Linked DNA regions of Mus musculus: region 2 is linked to region 1. A link is a loop called in an ENCODE intact Hi-C map of the cell type or tissue named here. Cell type or tissue: left cerebral cortex. All regions are shown on one strand. Links, peaks and the distances in the headings refer to the core of each region. The heading gives the core; the rest is flanking DNA. Region 1 overlaps Ak9 (adenylate kinase 9). Region 2 holds the start of Fig4 (FIG4 phosphoinositide 5-phosphatase).

Evidence for each region. Peaks named below come from ENCODE experiments on the same cell type or tissue, not always from the same donor. Only the 100,000 strongest peaks of a DNase experiment are listed, where the experiment ranks them.
Region 2: a loop joins it to region 1, with 2.2 times the contacts of the local background. A loop is called at or near these places in 10 of 42 quality-filtered maps.

What each region holds. Positions count from the first base shown.
Region 1 is chr10:41,389,396-41,398,264 of GRCm38, reverse strand. It overlaps Ak9 (adenylate kinase 9), which reads right to left. Exons shown (of 40, transcript NM_001370813.1): 25 at 5,523-5,783; 26 at 1,980-2,104. Among named protein-coding and RNA genes, the nearest start is that of Gm25626, 5.9 kb to the right of the region's middle. In left cerebral cortex, for the core only: a CTCF peak has its summit at 4,495; a DNase peak (open chromatin) is centred at 6,791.
Region 2 is chr10:41,299,768-41,308,561 of GRCm38, reverse strand. It overlaps Fig4 (FIG4 phosphoinositide 5-phosphatase), which reads left to right and starts at 5,321. Exons shown (of 23, transcript NM_133999.1): 1 at 5,321-5,575. The coding sequence starts at 5,510. It overlaps Ak9 (adenylate kinase 9), which reads right to left and starts at 4,628. Exons shown (of 40, transcript NM_001370813.1): 1 at 4,557-4,628. In left cerebral cortex, for the core only: CTCF peaks have their summits at 4,283 (motif pointing left) and 5,712; DNase peaks (open chromatin) are centred at 4,331, 4,665 and 5,296; H3K4me3 peaks cover 2,161 bases; H3K27ac peaks cover 1,538 bases.

The sequences.
Region 1 (8,869 bases), core at 451-8,450:
CAGTTAGCACTGCACAATGAGATCTCATCTCAACAAACAAGAAACCAGCAGGAAAACCAAGCAAACAAAGAATAAAATCTTGGCTAAGTATTTGATGCTTAGGATATACAGCATCTTCCATGTTCCTCAGACATGTGGTGATAGTGCTGAGGTCAGCACTGTGGATAAAAATGGAACGCAAAAGGGCAACAGCATTCTTAGGACCATTTCAAGAATTATTGAAAATTCTGTCCCAATCCTAAGTCAAAATTCCTCGGATGACTTTTCATGAAAACCAACTCATCAACTCAAACAGCAAACCTTAAAATTAAATCCTCTAACAATGCAACTCTGATGCTGTTGTGCTCAAGAGCAACAGGAGACTATCAAGTCTTTGCTTTCCGTTAAGCCATTGTGTTTCTATGAGAGCTGAAAGCATTGCATGTGCCAAAACCACTGCAGTTCATGGCACATACTAGCTGTGTGTGTGTGTGTGTGAGAGTGTGTGTGTGTGTATGTGTATGCCTGTGTGTGTTTGAGTGTGTGTGTGTATGCCTGTGTGTGTATGCCTGTGTGTGTTTGAGTGTGTGTGTGTGTATGCCTGTGTGTGTGTGTATTAAAAATATCCTTTACTGTTGCCAAACTTTCTGTGATTCCTACACTGGAATTTTTATATGATTCTGTTTCTATCAACCCAGAGTTCAAGAAGCAGGGGCAGACATGATATTTGTTTTCTTCAAAGTGTATAAAACTGGATTAAAATAATATTTGTGCTTGTAATATAAAATTGCAGTTATCTTGCTGATAACTAATAGTTGGAAGCTTATTAAAAGTCCAAGTTCTCGGCTCAGGAGAAGAACCTAGCCTAAGGAAAGTGTTGCCTTTGAAGAGCCCTCATGACGCTCCCTCCGTGCTTTTGCCATGCACCTTCCTCCAGCGTCTCCTTATAGCCAATGACAATGACTCATGTGTCTATTCTTCCTCAGATGACACAACTTTTAGGGCCATGGGAATAATTGGAAGGCTGATACATTTCAGTAAAGTATTTATAACGTAGCTGCTAGATATCAGTGCATGTCTTTCCAGTTAGTTCTTCACGTGTCCAGCTCTCTATCATATTATGATATATATCTGCATCTTTTAAAATTTAGTATCATATACTATAACATGACATTGTAAAGCTTTATCCTAGAAAAATGTGTTGGCTGTGTAATACTCAATACTTAGATTTTACAGTGAAACTTTTTACAGCAAATTGAATGTACGTTATATATCTCTATACAGATATCTATATTGTTTTTAATTCATATTACACATTTTAAAAATGATTTATTTACTTACTTTTATTTTCTTTGTGTGTGTTTTATCTGAATGTTTGTATATGTGCTATGATGCCAGACAACCTGGAACTGGGGTTACAGATGACTGTGGGCACCTTGTTCTATGTACCAAATTTTTAATATGATTAAATGCTAAAAGTATCTAATACAGATGAGAGAAGTGACTGTGATAACATGATTAATTTTCACATATGCTAAGTAAGTTGACCTGAATTAATTATAGTTACTCTTCTGGTAGGAAAATGGGGAGTGATTTAAACTCCAGTGATCTGAAGACTTGTCCCATGTGGGACAGGACTGTTGTAGGTATTTGCTAATGGGCTAAGGTAACTAGTGGTCATGACTGCAATCATTACAAGGACATAGGAGGGAAGAGCCCAGTGTAGCATGTGGGTATGTGAACTTAGAAAACTGTTCTCGACTATGGCTGTGCACTAGAATCACCGGGGACCATAAAAAGTGCTGGTGTCTGGGTCCTGGTCTCATAGATTTGGGATAGGTCTCTGGCACCAGTATTTTTCAGAAGCACAGATGTTTTAATGTATAGTTTATATGGATGAGTAAGAGTAAATTCTCACTTATAAATCAGACTGAGTTTTACCATTAAGAGCAAAGGAAATAGAATCAGTAAGAAACATGAGCCCTTGTGTATGAACGCACCGTATTGGTTCTTTAAGCCACCACTCAGAAAGAATGGAGTCTAGAATTTCTGAAGGCAGGGGCTCATTGTCAGTTAGACTCAACTTGATTGCTTCTTCTTCCTCTGTGAGTTGTACATCTGGAAGCTAAAGGCAGAAGTTAGACAGTAAGAGACTCTTAAGCTCAGTCTTGACAAGCAGTGCTATTTACAACTGATTAGAATGAGACTTTTGTTTTTCTCTGCCATTACTTTTGATACTGCTACTTGTAACCATTTTAAAACATGACTTCTGAGTGCCAGTGTATAATATGATTAGATACCAAGTAGCACCTAATGTAGCTAAGAGAAGTCACTATGAGAACATGACTGACTTTCACATATGGCTCCAGGGTCACAATGTGTCATATTTTGCCCCAAACCTGCTTGATTCATACCACACACCTGTTGTGGATTTGGTTTAACACTTGTATTATGTTCATTGGGTTCTCAAAATTGCACAAGAATCCTGCATGTGAGATGCTGAGGGGTTCCTGCTCCCAGTTGGTTTCAATTGGTATATAAAGTTTCCAGAGGCCAATGGTTGGGCAAGGAGACAGAGACAGGACTTTAGGATTCAGGGGCAAGGGGAAGAGTACAAACATATTAGAGCCGGGAAAAAGCAGCCCCAGCTGGGTCTGGGATGGCCAGGGTGGAATATAGGTTTTAGTAAGAATTCAGGTATATCAAAGGGGAGAGTGTGTTAGCTGCATGGATGTTAGGGAGTGGCCCAGCCATTGAGCAGCTTAGGGCATATTAAATATAGGCTCTCTCTCCTCTCTCTCTCTCTCTCTCTCTCTCTCTCTCTCTCTCTCTCTCTCTCTCTGTGTGTGTGTGTGTGTGTGTGTGTATGTGTGTCTTTCATTTGGGAATCTAGAACACTGTTGTAGGTAGTGAGGAACTTGTGCCTGGTGTCCACAGAGTCCAGAAAAGGGCATTGGATTCCCTGGGACTGCAGTTATAGATGGCTGTGAGCCACCATGTAGATACTTGGATCATCTACACTGTTAGAAGCAAAAAGTTCTCCTAGCCACTGAGCCATTTTCCAGGTTCTGTAATGGAACTATTCTTGTTGAATACTTTTACCATCAAAAATTCTGAAAATGAGTACGGTTCTGATAAACTTTTGCTTTCTAGGAAGCAGGCTTGATATCTTATTATGTAGAGTAAAACTCCTTAATGTTCCTCCAGAGATGTCAGACAATTCAAGAAAAAGAAAAAAAACCAACAATAATAACAAGACTCAGCATGAACTGATCATCCACAGAGAATATGAAAACCTGGGTCAGTGTACATTACATTTATTGACTACCATTTTCTCTCTGACTACACAATACACAGGCAAACATTTAAATCATGTCTGAGGACCTGCCTTGTGACCTACTGAGATACTACATGTCACTCTCAAAGTTGCACAGTCTCTTTGTTATGTGTAACTGTGTGTGGGTCCATTTGAGGGGCTCATTTAAGAGGAAAATTGCTTCATTGTATAAGAAATGGTTTAAAGGAGGTTGAGAGGTGGCTCAGTGGTTAAGAGCACTGACTGCTCTTCCAAAGGTCCTGAGTTCTTATCCCAGCAACTACATGGTGGCTCACAACCATCTGTAATGAGATTGGATGACCTCTTCAGGTGTGTCTGAAGACAGCTACAGTGTACTGACATATAATAATAAATAAATCTTTAAAAAGAAAGAAAGAAAGAAAGCAAGAAAGAAAGAAAGAAAGGAAGGAAGGGTTTAAAAAAAAGAATTAGAATCCAGAAGTTTCTTTTCACAACCCTGGATTGAAAGCATTTAATATATATACATATTTCTATTAGACCTCACTAGATATTATTAAATTAATATTAGTAAATTATTAAATTAATATAAAATATTAATATTTTAAAATCTCCAATGGCAACAGAGCACTTTTAAAAAAATAGTATTTGACAGAAAAAAATTAACAATAGTGGGAAACCTTACATTATAAGTCAGACTCACCAGACAAAATGTCCCCAGTAAACGCTACACTGCATTCAGTGAGGAGACATTTTCCTGACTTTTGTCAAAATCATGTAAGACTCAGTATTTCATATGCTAGGGGAAAAGATGGCTTATAGTTCACATCGGACGGAGAGGGGGAATTTTATGCCGACTTTTCTGCCTCAGAGCTCTGTAGTTTGAATATTACTTGGATTGTATAAAAGGCACATACATGCTGATTTCAGAGAGCAGGTCAGCTCCTCACTTGAGCTCACAGGTTAATGGGGAGGACAGAGCTTTTCGTCCCTGCTGTCACTTTGCACCAGTCACCTGACATGGGCTGTGCTCCTCACTCAGAGGGTCTACTTAGACATGTACTATCCAACCTACCCACGTCCATTCCCCTTCATGGAGAGATCACACAAAAATAAGGGAGGCATCTTATTTTCAACCTTTTACAATGTTCTTTTCTAGACTCCACAGAGGTCCCTAAATGTCATTGTCCTAAATCTACAGTCATCTTGGATTTAGGGTACAGATTTCAACCAGCAGGGGGCTTATTCACCCTGCTCTCCCGGGAAGTGTGGCCATCTCTAGCAGTGTCCCCTCAAGCAGCAAGGATTCTTTGGAGCCTCTTGCAGAAACAAAGCTGAGACAATGTTACCACACTCTGACCAGGACTGCTTAAACCATGTGTGTCAGCAGAGATGAACTTGGGATCACTGGACTCTGGATTGGATCTGTGCACACCCACTGAATCTTCCCCTTCGGTTTCTCCTGTGACTCATTTCTCTAGTGGGCATCCCTGGACAGCGACTGAGTCTAGCCTACCCAGGCTGCTGTAGTCAGGGGTGGGGGTGGGGAGATGGGGGTGGGGACTATAAACCAGTTTCAGCAGCCAATATAGCAGCCCTCTGGGCATCACCAGGGTTACTGTTAAACCTGAAAATTGTGAGGGGAAAGACCACAACCATGGGCTAGGATGCAGTGTTATATTTTGATTGGGTATGCTAATTAGGTGAACCAAAGGGGGCTTTTGATTGCTGGATTTCAATGCTTTGATAGCTGGATGTTGGTAGTCAGCCTCTGGAGGAGGAAGTGGCCATATAAGGGAATAGACCCTGAGGGCTACTTTTAGGAACATTATCGAATGATTTTTAGCAAGGCAGAGGGAGTGGGGAGAAGGTCTAGGCCAGAATCCCTTCACACAATTGTATAATTCAAAGCAAGCATCACTTAATATTGGCCAGGAAGATGGACCCAGCTAGGTCCATATCTAGGATTCCTGAATTAGGCATTCACAGAGGCAAATTCCACAAGGCTATTGTACTTCCTGCCTTCGTTCAATGGGGGCAAGCATACATTCTCTCGTACTTCCTGCCCTATTACCGAGCCTGGCACCCTGGCCAAGCATATCCTGTGCAGTTGGGGCAGCTACCCTTGTTTACTCAAGTGAAGACACTTGGCTTGTTGTCTTCTGTGAACGACAGCCCCCAGCATTCCAGGCAGTTGTCTGTCCTTGGGCACGTGGGGGCGCACAGGCCAACCTTAGCCCTTTATTACCTGCTTCTTTGTAGTGTCCTCTTCAATCTTCACATTTGCCTGAGCTGCAAGCTCTTCAAGTTCTTGCTTCACCAATTGCTCCTCCTCGGAATCATCCTCAAATTCAGGTCCAAATTTCCTTTCAGCCTTGAGCAGCATTTTTTCTTGGAGAAATTCATCAAACTGAATGTGAAAAATGCCAAAGTTTTCTGCCAGCTTTCTTGCACACACAGTTTTGCCAGAGCCGTGAGGACCCAGAAGACAAATCCTTAGCGGAGGAGCCTGGCACAGAGGGTGGGGGCGGGGAAGGAAAAGAAGCTTTGAGTAATTAGCCTGGTTCATACCTGGTTCACAGTATTCAGGCATTCTGAGACCAGAGCTGCATACGGAGACCTCATCTCAAAGAAAACAAAACTAAGCAATCAGAAACAAAATAATTTCCCCTCCCCACCACAAAAGCAGAAAACAAAACAAAAACAAAAAAAGAAGAGGAAGAGAAGACTTTTTAAAGAAAGTAATTTTTAAACTTTATTTTATGTGTTTGAGTGTTTTACCTGCATGTATATGTGTGCAGCGTGTGAGTGCCTGGTGCCTGAGGAGGTCAGAAGAGGGCAACAGATACCATGGACTAGGAGCTAACAGACGCTTGCTTGGGAGTCACCAGGTGGGTGCTGAGAATTGAACCCAGCTTCTCTGAAAGAGCAACAAGAGCTCTCAACTGAACGAACTATCTGAATTCGTCTTTTTCCAGAGTTTATTTTTAGGAGTGTGTGTGTGTGTAAGTGTAAGTGTGTGTAAGTGTGGGTGTTTGAGGAGTTCAGAAGACGGTTTGGAAACGTTGCAGCTGGAATTATAGGTGGTTGTGAGTCATCTAAGATGCTAATAATCAAACTCAGGTCCTCTGCAAGAGCAGTCTGTGGTTTTAACTGCTTGACCCTTCTCTAGAGCCTCCTATAGACAGGAATTTTTACTTCACAAATTCAGTTATGTTTAAGCATCAGGATACCAGTGAACATAATTCACTGTGCCAAAAATAGCCTTTAGGAATGAGAATGGCCTTCACATTATCCTGCCATGTAAGCCAAAAGGCAGTTAATGAAAAGTAGCTTTACTTAAAAAAATATGTTTATGTTAATAAGGAACAGAAAGATTCTTAGCATGAGTAAAAAGGATCTCTCTACCAAAAAAAAAAAAAAAAAAAAAAAGTCTGTTCGGAGTGGAACTGCGAAGATGTTGCCACCAACGCGACACTGATGCCCACATTGTGATTCCACAGTGTGATGTCCACACAGAAGCTGAAGAAGCTAGAAGCCAGTTTTCACAGTGTCATATGATCATCTGCTGTCTGTGAGGTGGTCAGGGACAATGGTGACAGTAGTGAGTGTAGGGAAATGACAGTAATGTCCAGTAAAGGACAGTGAGAAGGGGAAGGTAGTGCTGTACTTGGTTAGTCTGGGCCTCAGAGAAACAGAAGGCACTGACGGCCGAGGAGGAGAAGAATAGCTCCATAATCTATTTGTTTCTGTGACAGAGGAGGCCTGCGACGTAGCTTGGCTGACAGAGTGCTTGCCTAATGTGCACAACACCCTGCCTGGGTTCAATTACTAGTACAGCAATAACTCACTGTGATGGTGCCCGCCGGTGAGCCCAACACTTGGGATGTAGTGGCCATCTTTGGCTGTATAGAAATTCAAAGGCCATCTTGGGAGACAGGAGACCTTGTCTCAAAGAATAACAATAACAACAACAACAACAACACAACACGTAGAAAACACTATGAAGCTCCAAGATTCTGGGGACCTTCATGGTAAGTGTGTACAGTGTATCAAATACAACAAAGTAGAAAGGCTCAGGGTAAGGGCAAATTTAAGAACACCAAGAACAAAGAGAAGAAATTATTTGTTTCCAGATTATTAAACCCCCCCCCAAAAAACCCAAAAAACAACCAACAACAAAAAAAAAAAAAAAACGAGAGAGAGAGAGAGTATCCACCAAAGAACGATTCTCAGCCTAGCAATACTAGATGCTAACACACAAGAAGGGGCCAACCTTAGTATTCAGGAGGAAAAATGATACACAGTCTAGAAACCTATGTGACCCAAACTGCCAAACACATTGGGGACACCAGGTAGGAAGGACAGTCCCACAAAACAGGGAGATGTAAATAAACGTTGATTCTGCCTTGGCTTGTTCCTTTAAGTTCTGCGTTAGCATCTGGATTGCATGCTGGGAGATCGTTGATCACTCCCATGGATTCAACCATCCTTGGTTTTCCTCAAGGGCTTTCCATCTTTGGCTCAAGCTCTGGACTCTGATAGACTTAAGTCAACTGATTCGTCATTGGAGGAAAACAATGGAAAACAAGGATGCTGGATGGCAAAAATAATACAAGGAAATATGGCTCTCTCTACTTGATAGACAGGGCCGCCTGGCACCCAGAAGGTGTTCAGACAGCTGACCTGGGACAACCGTGCTCCTTGCAAGCCCAAAGTGTTTTATGTTTCATAAGAGGGTGAGGAATTAAAAAGGGTGGTGTGGCTTAGGGGTAGGTTTCCTGTGTGCAGACCTCAGCAGATCCCACAGGATGGCAGGAGAGAAACAACAAACACCTCACTAGCCTGTTTGTGATGCTGAATATCAGGTAAAAAAGACATAGGGTGAGTGCTGGCCTGACACAGGCATTACTGTGTGTTGAGGTCTGGTCTGTTGCCATGCATTGTAATACTGGCCCTGGCTGCTTCAGGGATAAGGGGATCCTCAAGTATACCAAGTGATGCTGTGTACCCCCTACCCCCCGCCACGCCCCCAAGTTATCCTTGGGCAATAAAGATACCTACAGCCTGGGCTGGAGAGATGGCTCAGAGGTTAAGAGCACCAACTGCTCATCTGAAGATCCTATCAACCACATGGTGGCTCACAACCATCCATAATGAGATCTAATGCCCTCTTCTGGTATGTCTGAAGACAGTTACAGTGTACTTACATATAATAAATAAATACATGGTTTTGTTGTTGTTGTTGTTTTAAAGATGCCTACAGCCTATAACTGGGTAGAAGAGAGGTGGGCAGGGTTTCAGTTCCCAGGGCTGGGGTCTGAGGCAGGACCATGAGAAAGGAGAAGAAAGTAGAGAGAGAAGACACCATGGGGGAGGTGATTCATGAAAACATGGCCACAAGGGCCAGCCAATTGGAGTTAAAAGCAGCCCAGATGGAACATGTCAAGTTATAACTTGGGGTCATCGATAGAGAAGTAGACACTAATAGCTTAGAGGGTAGATATCTGCCCAGCTCTTGTGTTTTAAAGGCTTATTACAAATATATACGTTTTGTGTCTTTTATCTGGGAACTGGATAATCAAAGGTGGGGCA
Region 2 (8,794 bases), core at 795-8,794, 90 kb after region 1:
GGCATCACATCCGATGATAGGATCCAAGTCCTGGGCTCTCTCCCTGGACCAGCATTTCTCAGTTATTGCTCTTGAAATGATGTGCAGATTGTGCAGAGGGCAAAGACTGTTGAGAGAGATATTCACCCAGGGGAATTTAAACCAGATACGAGTTTGCAAATACTTCAGTTCTTTCACGGCAGAACACCACCTGCAGACTGAATTCATTGCCGGTAAAGTCCCTAAAAGCTTGTAAGAAACAGAAACCCACAGTAACTGAGATGGAAATGCTGGACCTGCTTTGGCAAATGGTTAGAGAAAGGCCTTAAAGGTTCACAGAACTGATAAGTTAGATTAAAATGACTATGAGGTCAGAGAATTCATTAGCATGCTGGGCTCTCTGGAATGGCAAGGGCTACTCCTTCAGTAATGCCACAAGAAACGAACATGCAAAGGTTCATTGCAGTGAATCAATGGTTGGGTTCGAGGCCTTTAGCTTCTGCTTCACTATCAGTATTAGATCCTCTCAGATATCCTGTTGTTGCCCTATGTCATTGAGGTCCTGTAGCTTTGGGTCTTCAGGACCAGCCCCTTACATGCTCCAGCAGTGCATAGATGGGGTAGATGTTGGGGTGAGGCGACTCAAAGCCCTGGATCTGGGCCTGGGTGGTAGCTGAGTTGGTCAGCCTGCCAGCTCCCCTGCTCTCCTGCCTCTTGGGGCTGGCTCTTCTGTGCCCACACCATCAGCGCTGGCTCTACCTCATGCAAGCTCCGCAGTGGTCTGCCACACTAATTCACTGAAGAGGAGGCTAGGAGTCCTCAAGAATGGACTGAGGACTCCACAAGTATTTACACGGGTGATGCCTTAGTTCTTTTCCAAGAGAGGCTTGTAACCATCAAGAGGAGAGCTGTGGGAACTGACATCTGTCTTTCTAGCAAGGACCGTTGGGTGGAGAGTCCTAACGCTGAGTGAAAGCTGCAGCAGCCCAATGAGAGATAAAACAGAGAACTGTGATAGAGTTAAGGCAGGTCTGGAAGGGCGAAAATAAGGTTCATAAATATGTATTCTGATCGCCCCACTCTCAGCCCTGTTATGTCTCTTATGTTTCTTTTTTAGGTCAAAACTGAGGTAGCACTCTCTGGGAACAGCTGTCAGAGAGAGAGGAACATCACAGGAGACTAGAGATATATCGATGCAAGCTGTAAATGCCACACGGCTAGAGTTTAGTTGCTCTGGCAAATAGCTTTGAAAAATAGCAATTGAGGTAAATGTTCCTATGAGCAGAGCCTTAAACAGAGTTTATAAGTCCTCAAACTGGTGGGAGACTCTGAATGGCTTTATCGGGGGCCCATAGGAGACGTTCAGAAGAGAAAAAGCCCATGATTGGACTTGTAAACCGCTTGCCAGATGCATTTAAAGGGAGATCTTCCCCACCACACTCTTGTGTAACGGCTTCCACTGAATGCAAGTGGGATCTGTAACTTGCTTTTCATGATTGTTTTATATTATATTTGACTTCATCTTAGCAGTTGAAGAGAGGCTAAGAAGTAAGCTGACATACTGTTGGAGGACCACACAGTTGGAACAGTGTTTGGCCTCCAGATGGGGAGTAGCCAACAGCTAAAGGAAACAGGAACCCCGGTCCTCTTGCCAGAGATGGATTTTCTCAATCATGGAATGGATTCTTAGTTTCTTGTGTGCGCCCTGACTTGTCAGCAAGAACGCACACGTTTATTGGGAGAGCTTGATTGCAGAGGCGAAGAGACCCCAAGCCCAGAACTGGTGCTGCTTATATAGGCCTAGGAGAGGCGTGTCTCACACCCGGATTGGTTGTGCTTGGGTTATGCTTACCACCTCATTTGCATGCCTACATCTGATTGGTTAACTTCTCTCTCATCTGATTGGTTAATTTTGGTTAATCCTCAAAACCTCATCTTGGCAAAAAAAACCTTTTCTGCCTATGTATGCGTGGTGGCCAGCAGAAGCCAGCACCACCCTGCAACGGCACATGTGGCTTCCCACATTAGTTGTCTCTCCAGTGGAAAGTCAATTTCAGTTAACACCTGATTGCAGAGGACCCCTCTGATCTATGCCAGGGACCCTGGCAATGGAAACTGTGAGATAATAAACATTTTAAGATGTTCAATTTGTAGCAATCTGTTCTGCAGCATAGAAAACGAATTCCACTCACAAAGCATACACCTGTGAAGATGTACTGAACAAACAGGTGAGCAAGATGATTATCCAGTAGATGCCTGCCAGTCTTTCTTGGCTCCTCCTAGTTCCTAATGGTTCCTAAATGGAAAAACTATGGTGGCAGGGATGAAGTGGCTAAGACTATGCCATGATTTAGTAAGGTTCCTTCACAGTAGTCGCTACAACCGATGTTCTACATCTCCACAGAGATGAGGCTAAGACTTTGGTATGATACAATCTCTTGAGGAGCAAGAACTCTTATCATTGACAGACTGGCTATACAGGATTCTTCCCACTGTGAGGGACCAGTGACATGGGGGTGGGGGAAGGTGAGTGTGCCTTCCCTATCTGTAGTCTGTAGGCCAGCACAGCTAACAAATGGTTGGGCTGTCTCATTTATCATCACGAAGCTCATATAATATTGCATTAAATCAAAGGATTTTCTTTACAGTAAAGATTGTAAGATGCGTGTGTAAATGTGAGATTTACTTTTTCTACCACACACATCCCAGCTCACTTAGAAGTCACTGGTGTGTTGGACAGACCTCTCAAAGGTCCTGGTACAGCACTTTTTAGTATTGTACGGGATAGAGACAGCCAGTGTACTTCAAAACTAGAAAAATGCTTTGAGCCAAGAAACAGGAGAAGTGGATCTTATCCCCACCACCTTGTGGTTGACCTGGGCAATTGTGATTGATTTGGGAAATTTCTCACAGTTTTAGACTCTGGTGATAGCAGACTGGATTTGTTTGCTAGGAGAGATGGTTGTATCAAGGATCTCAGTCAAGGTTTTTCAAAACTAAAACGATTGTTATCAACTGGTCCCTTTCGGGCCCCACAAGTCCATGAGGAGTTGTACTGGCAGGGGAGGCAGGTTTGGTATGATAGAGTTGGGATTGCAAAGGTAATCTTAAACTCAGGATTCTCTGGGATGTATATTCATGCCATGACACAGGGATGGAAGCAGGGCAAGCAGCTTAGACTCACATTAGTTTTGACCAAGAGTAAGGAAGACCTAGAAATGTTAGAGATGGAGATGAGTGAGCGGTTAGAGACCTGGGGTTTTGCAGCTGACCTCATTAACTTCTCGAGTTACTGTCTTCAGGGACTGGTGATGGGCTGGGCTGGTGTGACCTTGGTGTGGGGACAGTGGGTGTGAGTGGTTACAGGGTGGAGTACAGCAGATCTCTCCTCATGCATGTCAGGCAACTTTTCTAGGTCACTGCTGGACTTTTGGATACCAGCATGTGGGCTCTGTCCATGAACTTCCTCCAGCTGCCACGTCCCCTCTGTTTGAGCTCAGGCAAATTGGAAGTTCCAAGACACCGAGCTCTGCCTAGCAGGCTTCAACCAGTAATACACGGGAGTTGGCGAGTAAACACAACGTCCCTCCCCGCCTGCTCCCCCGAAAGGGAATGGTTCCAAGGTATGTACTCCCCATTTCCCAGTGAGTTTAGCTGACAGAGAAGCTTGTGTGACAATACCCCCTTTTCCAAGAGCCCCTCCCTGCCCAGCTTCTGTTCCTGGGATCACCCTTATAGAAACAACTTGGCACATTTGTTTGTTATCAGTTTGGCTCCTGGGTGATGTAAACTAAGAAAATTCTCAAAGGGAAGTGCTCCATTGTAGTATAAAATAATAATGGAAAACAATATTTGAAAATCAGAACTATTTATTTTTAAAAAGTGACTTTCCTAAACCAAAATGCTCTGCAGATGTTTAGCTTGCATTGGGAAGAGCTGGTTTCCATTGTGAAATGGAAAAGTTAAAAGATGCAGTTCAAGATGGAGATAAGTGGATCTCTGGGGCTTGCTGGCTTAGCCTCTGGCTTACACGCACACGCACGTACCCCCCCACCCCCCCACCAGCATAAAATGCCATAACTGAGACTCCTGCCCTCTTTCTTTCTAGTTTCTCAATAAAAAAGATATATCAAACTGAAACAAAACCAATAATAGATAATAGATAATCATACTCTAAAAACCTTGTAACGTCCTGCCTTGAATCTACAGCAAACTTTAATATCCTCTTCAGCTATTTGTTTGTATTTTAATAATTACCTTTTTCTTTTCAGTATGAGAGCCCTCTAGCGGTGAATTCTGGAATATAGCGAGGGGTCCCTGTGAAACCTAGCACTTCCTGCCTGTGCTACTTTAGCGGCCACTGTTACCCTTTGGGGCAGGCAAGTCTTTAGTCCGCATTTGTGAGATAAATACCTTAGCTAAAAGGAGAACTGGTTTTGAAAAGTCGATTTATGAAGAGATCGTGGTTTAACTTTGCAAGAAAAGCAACTGGTGTGGGGTCCCCGCCGGAAGTGTACTTTCCTGCAACTGATGGCAAAATGCACCCAGAATGTGGACAATTCCCTGCCTCTGCTTACCTGTGGACCGGGGACGCGACAGCAGCTATCTTCTGAGGCTCTACTGAGGCTCTAGGTAGCTGTTAGGCGGTTGCCTTGGAAACCTGTGGGCGGCGTGCAGAGCCTCTTGGAGGGCGGGGCCTCGGGAGGTGGAGCTGTAATTCAAAGTGAATTCTTAAGCCTGTGTTTAAATGTAGTCATAATTATAAAACACCTTTCCCAAAGTGTAGAGGTGACCAACAGAGCGAGTGCATATATTACCTACTTATGCCCAGACAGCAAACGCGAAAACCTTATCTTAACTAGAACTGACTCTTAACAGCAGCGCGCTCGCCCTACACAGCACGGTCCCTTTTAGAATTCAGACCGTTAGCCTCACACATAAAATGTGCAAATACCAAAGGCGCCACATTTATGTAATTAAGAAAGATTTGTGGGCCATACAGCCACAATATTAACTTTATTGACTTTCGTGGAGATAAAATAGGCGACAAAACAGGGGAAAATCACAGGCATCCAGGAGACAGGTTTCGGGAAAATAAAGAGTATATAGGAAGAAACAGACCAATTACAACACGGAGAAACCGCTCCAAAAGGAGAACCCAATCATCTGATTTCTTTTCTTTAAAGGTCAACATAAGTCAGGTTCTTTTTCTTTCTTTCTTTTTTTTTTTTTTGCCTGCCCTTAAGAAAGATGGCACCCTTAGCGTCCGCCCTCAGCAACCCCGTGATCCTGTAGCCCCGCCCCTCCGGTTTGGGCTGGGCTGGTTGGGAGGCGGGGCTGAGGGAATCCGGAAGCAGCCGGCGAGCCCGCTGCTGAACGTTTGGTGTTCTGACACTGTTTTTGTCAGCTGTGTCTGGTGTGCTGGAGGTCTGCGGGGTCTCCTCGCTCTGTCTCCAGGGGGAACCCCGCCGCTGTCACGACCTGGGCCGCGGCCTGGTGCCCTGTGGCGGGGCCGCCATTGGCTGGAGCCATGCCCACGGCCGCTGCCCCCATCATCAGCTCGGTCCAGAAGCTGGTGCTGTATGAGACCAGAGCTGTGAGTACCCACAACGACGGGACGGGGCGGGAGGACTGCGCTGCGGGGATCGGGGCACCCTGTGGGGTCGTCGGGAAGAGGCAGCACCCCGTACTCCCTCCTCTCCTCCCAGCGCCGCTGCAGGCTCGGCCGCCAGGGCCATGCAGTCAAGCACTGGATGGTTTGCAGGTCTGTCTTGCTTAGGAACATGTGGCTGGCTGGAAGAAGTGCGTGCAGACAGGTGCTGTGGCACACAGGAACTGCACACAGCTTCTGAAAGAGTTCCTCTTTTCTGCTTTCCCATAATCTTGAAGTTCTTGAGTCCACTCCTTACAGTAAAGTCAGGGGGTATGAAAAAAAATGTGAACTTGGCCCAGGTAGCTTCTATTTTGCGATTTCATGGTATACTATCACCGTGATTGGTCTTAATCACATGCACTGTTTTGCTGGGATTCGAGGTTCTGTGACCCGGACGCATCTGTTAATAGTTCTCTGGCTTGCAGAGCGGTGCTAATAGAACTTATTTTTTTCTCATTTCTGTGCTTGGGAAACAAAGTTGCTATAGTGTGGTTTATCTGAATCTGGCCTTCACTATGATATTAGGGTGTGAGTATCTCGTTTGGTATATTCAGTGAACTGTGGCTAGTCTTCAATAGGAGAGTAAATAAACTGTCACATGGGAATTTTAGCCCACCGGTAAGCTGAGCATTCTGAGGCCCTGGCTGAGATGCTATTCTTTATAAAACAGAATTTCTTTTCCCACAAGTCTTCAGTGGCACCCATGAAAACTCGGTTGCTGAGGACGACAAACCCTGTTAGAAATTTTATTTAATTTAATTTATTTGTGTGTGTGTGTAGTGCATGTACATGTGTGTGGGTATGTGTGCCCACGTGGAGGAGTTTGGAGGCCAGGGGTTGACCCTAGATGTCTCTCATTAAATCTGGAGCTTCCCATATTGCTAGACTGGCTGGCCAATGAGTGTCCCTCGCCCAGGCTCTACCTGTCTATACGCCGCACCCCCAACCCTGGGGTCAGAGATGTGTTATTGTGTGGGGCTTTCAGTGGGCCCTGGGAATCTTTACCCACTAAACCAAGTTTCCACACCAGTGTTTTATTTTGATGAAATTTAACTTAACTATATGTGTGTGTGTGTGTGAGAGAGAGAGAGAGGGAGAGAGTATAGGATAGTATCAAAATCATAATCTTCCTGTCTTGACCTCCCCAGTGCTAGATTTATAAACATGGGCAAGATTTTCTGACCCTTATTTTCAGTGTGTGTGTGTGTGTGTGTGCTTACTGCTTTTCATGTTCTTTGCTTGTTCCCAGGCCATGATGATATTTTGCTTTGTCTCACTGAAAAGATTCACAGTTTTAGCCTTTATGTTATCATGTTTTATATTAAATTCATTTATAATATAGTTAGGGCTACTATTGCTGTGATGAAACAAATATGACTAAAGAAACTTGGAGCCGGGCGTGGTGGCGCACGCCTTTAATCCCAGCACTCCGGAGGCAGAGGCAGGCGGATTTCTGAGTTCAAGGCCAGCCTGGTCTACAAAGTGAGCTCCAGGACAGCCAGGGCTATACAGAGAAACCCTGTCTCGAAAAACCAAAAAAAAAAAAAAAAAAAAAGAAACTTGGGAAAGAATTTATTCAGCTTATACACCCACATCATTGCCCATTACTGAAGGAAGTCAGGACAGGAACCCAAACAGGGCAGGAACATGGAGGCAGGACTGATGCAGAGGTCATGGATGGGTGATGCTTACTGGCTTGCTCTTCAAGGCTTGCTAAGCCTGCTGTCTTATAGACTCCAGGAGCCATCAGCTCAAGGATAACACCATCCACAGCAGGCTGAGCCCTCCCCCATCTATCACTAGTTAGAAAGTGTCCTACGTCTGGATTTTATGGAGGCATTTTCTCAACTGAGGTTCCTTCCATTCATATGACTCTAGCTTGTGTCAAGTTGATATAAAACTTGCCAGGACAACTAATGCAGGTCTTACGTGACTTACCTATTGCAACAAGTTACCCCCCAGGTTAGTGGATCTAGATAGTAATTTCAGTAGACTGAGAGTCTGATCGGATCTGCCTGAAGGTCTCAGAAGTTACAGTTGAAATGTCACCTGTGGTGCAGTCACCTGGAGGCTTAGATGCCAAGGACCAGCCTCAGCCTGGAGACGGGTTCTGAGAGAAGGGGTGTCTGGAAGCAGTGAAAAGAAGGACAAGAGAAAGTCAGATTGTGGATCCAAGTTGTGTTCTGCTTGATCCAGTTTTCCAGGCTGCTGTGTTCCGCTTTCTCCCTGGAGATCTCTTTGTCTATATTCTAAGAGACCTCTCTGTCCATGCTCTTCTTGCTTGTGTGTGTGTGTCTCCATCCGTCTTTCACTCTGTCTCTCTCTGTATGTGTGTCTATATATTTATCTGTTCTCCAAGCAGTTCTTTTTATCCTAAATTCTCTGGATAGCTCATCTCCTGTAGAACACAAAGTCCAGTCTTATTTTACATAGCAATCCAGTCATTTACTCTAATTCTTAAGAGACAGCAAGCATACATTTTTTTCCCCTAATGTAGCAAAAGAATTCAGAGATCTGTCTGCCTTTGTTAAGCACAAAAGATCTAGTTGGGTGGGACCTTGCCCTGAAATTACAATTTCTACCACTCGTGGGCCTAACCTTGCTCTGTCTGACCTTGAACTTGCTCTGCCTGCCTTTGTATCTCTCTGACAAGCTGGCTCATAGTGTACCTGCCTTTGGTCTTTAGATTCATGAAACCCCTCATACTTCATATTGTATCCTTATATTTTGCATAGTTGAATATATATATCACTCATGTATTTAGAGCTCTTTTCTGCAGCCTTAAGGGCTGTCCTGAAGGTCCCAGAATTTTCCATTTTGCTGAGACATTAGCCACACCTTCACCTCCTGGACTTATGCTGTCAGATCATCATGGAGTCACTTGCTCTGGGCAAGCCCCCGAGGGTCTTCTTTCTTGTTCTTGGTTCATTTTGAAGTAGCAGAGGGGGAAGAACATCGGTGAGGGTAATATGTCTTATGAGATATTTAGGGTTGTTGTACAATAAGAAAATGTTTACCTCTTGTCTTAGTTAGGGTTTTACTGCTGTGAACAGACACCATGACCAAGGCATCTCTTATAAGGATGACATTTAATTTGGGGTGCTTACAGGTTCAGAGGTTCAGTCCATTATCATCAAGGCAGGGACATGGCAGCATCCAGGC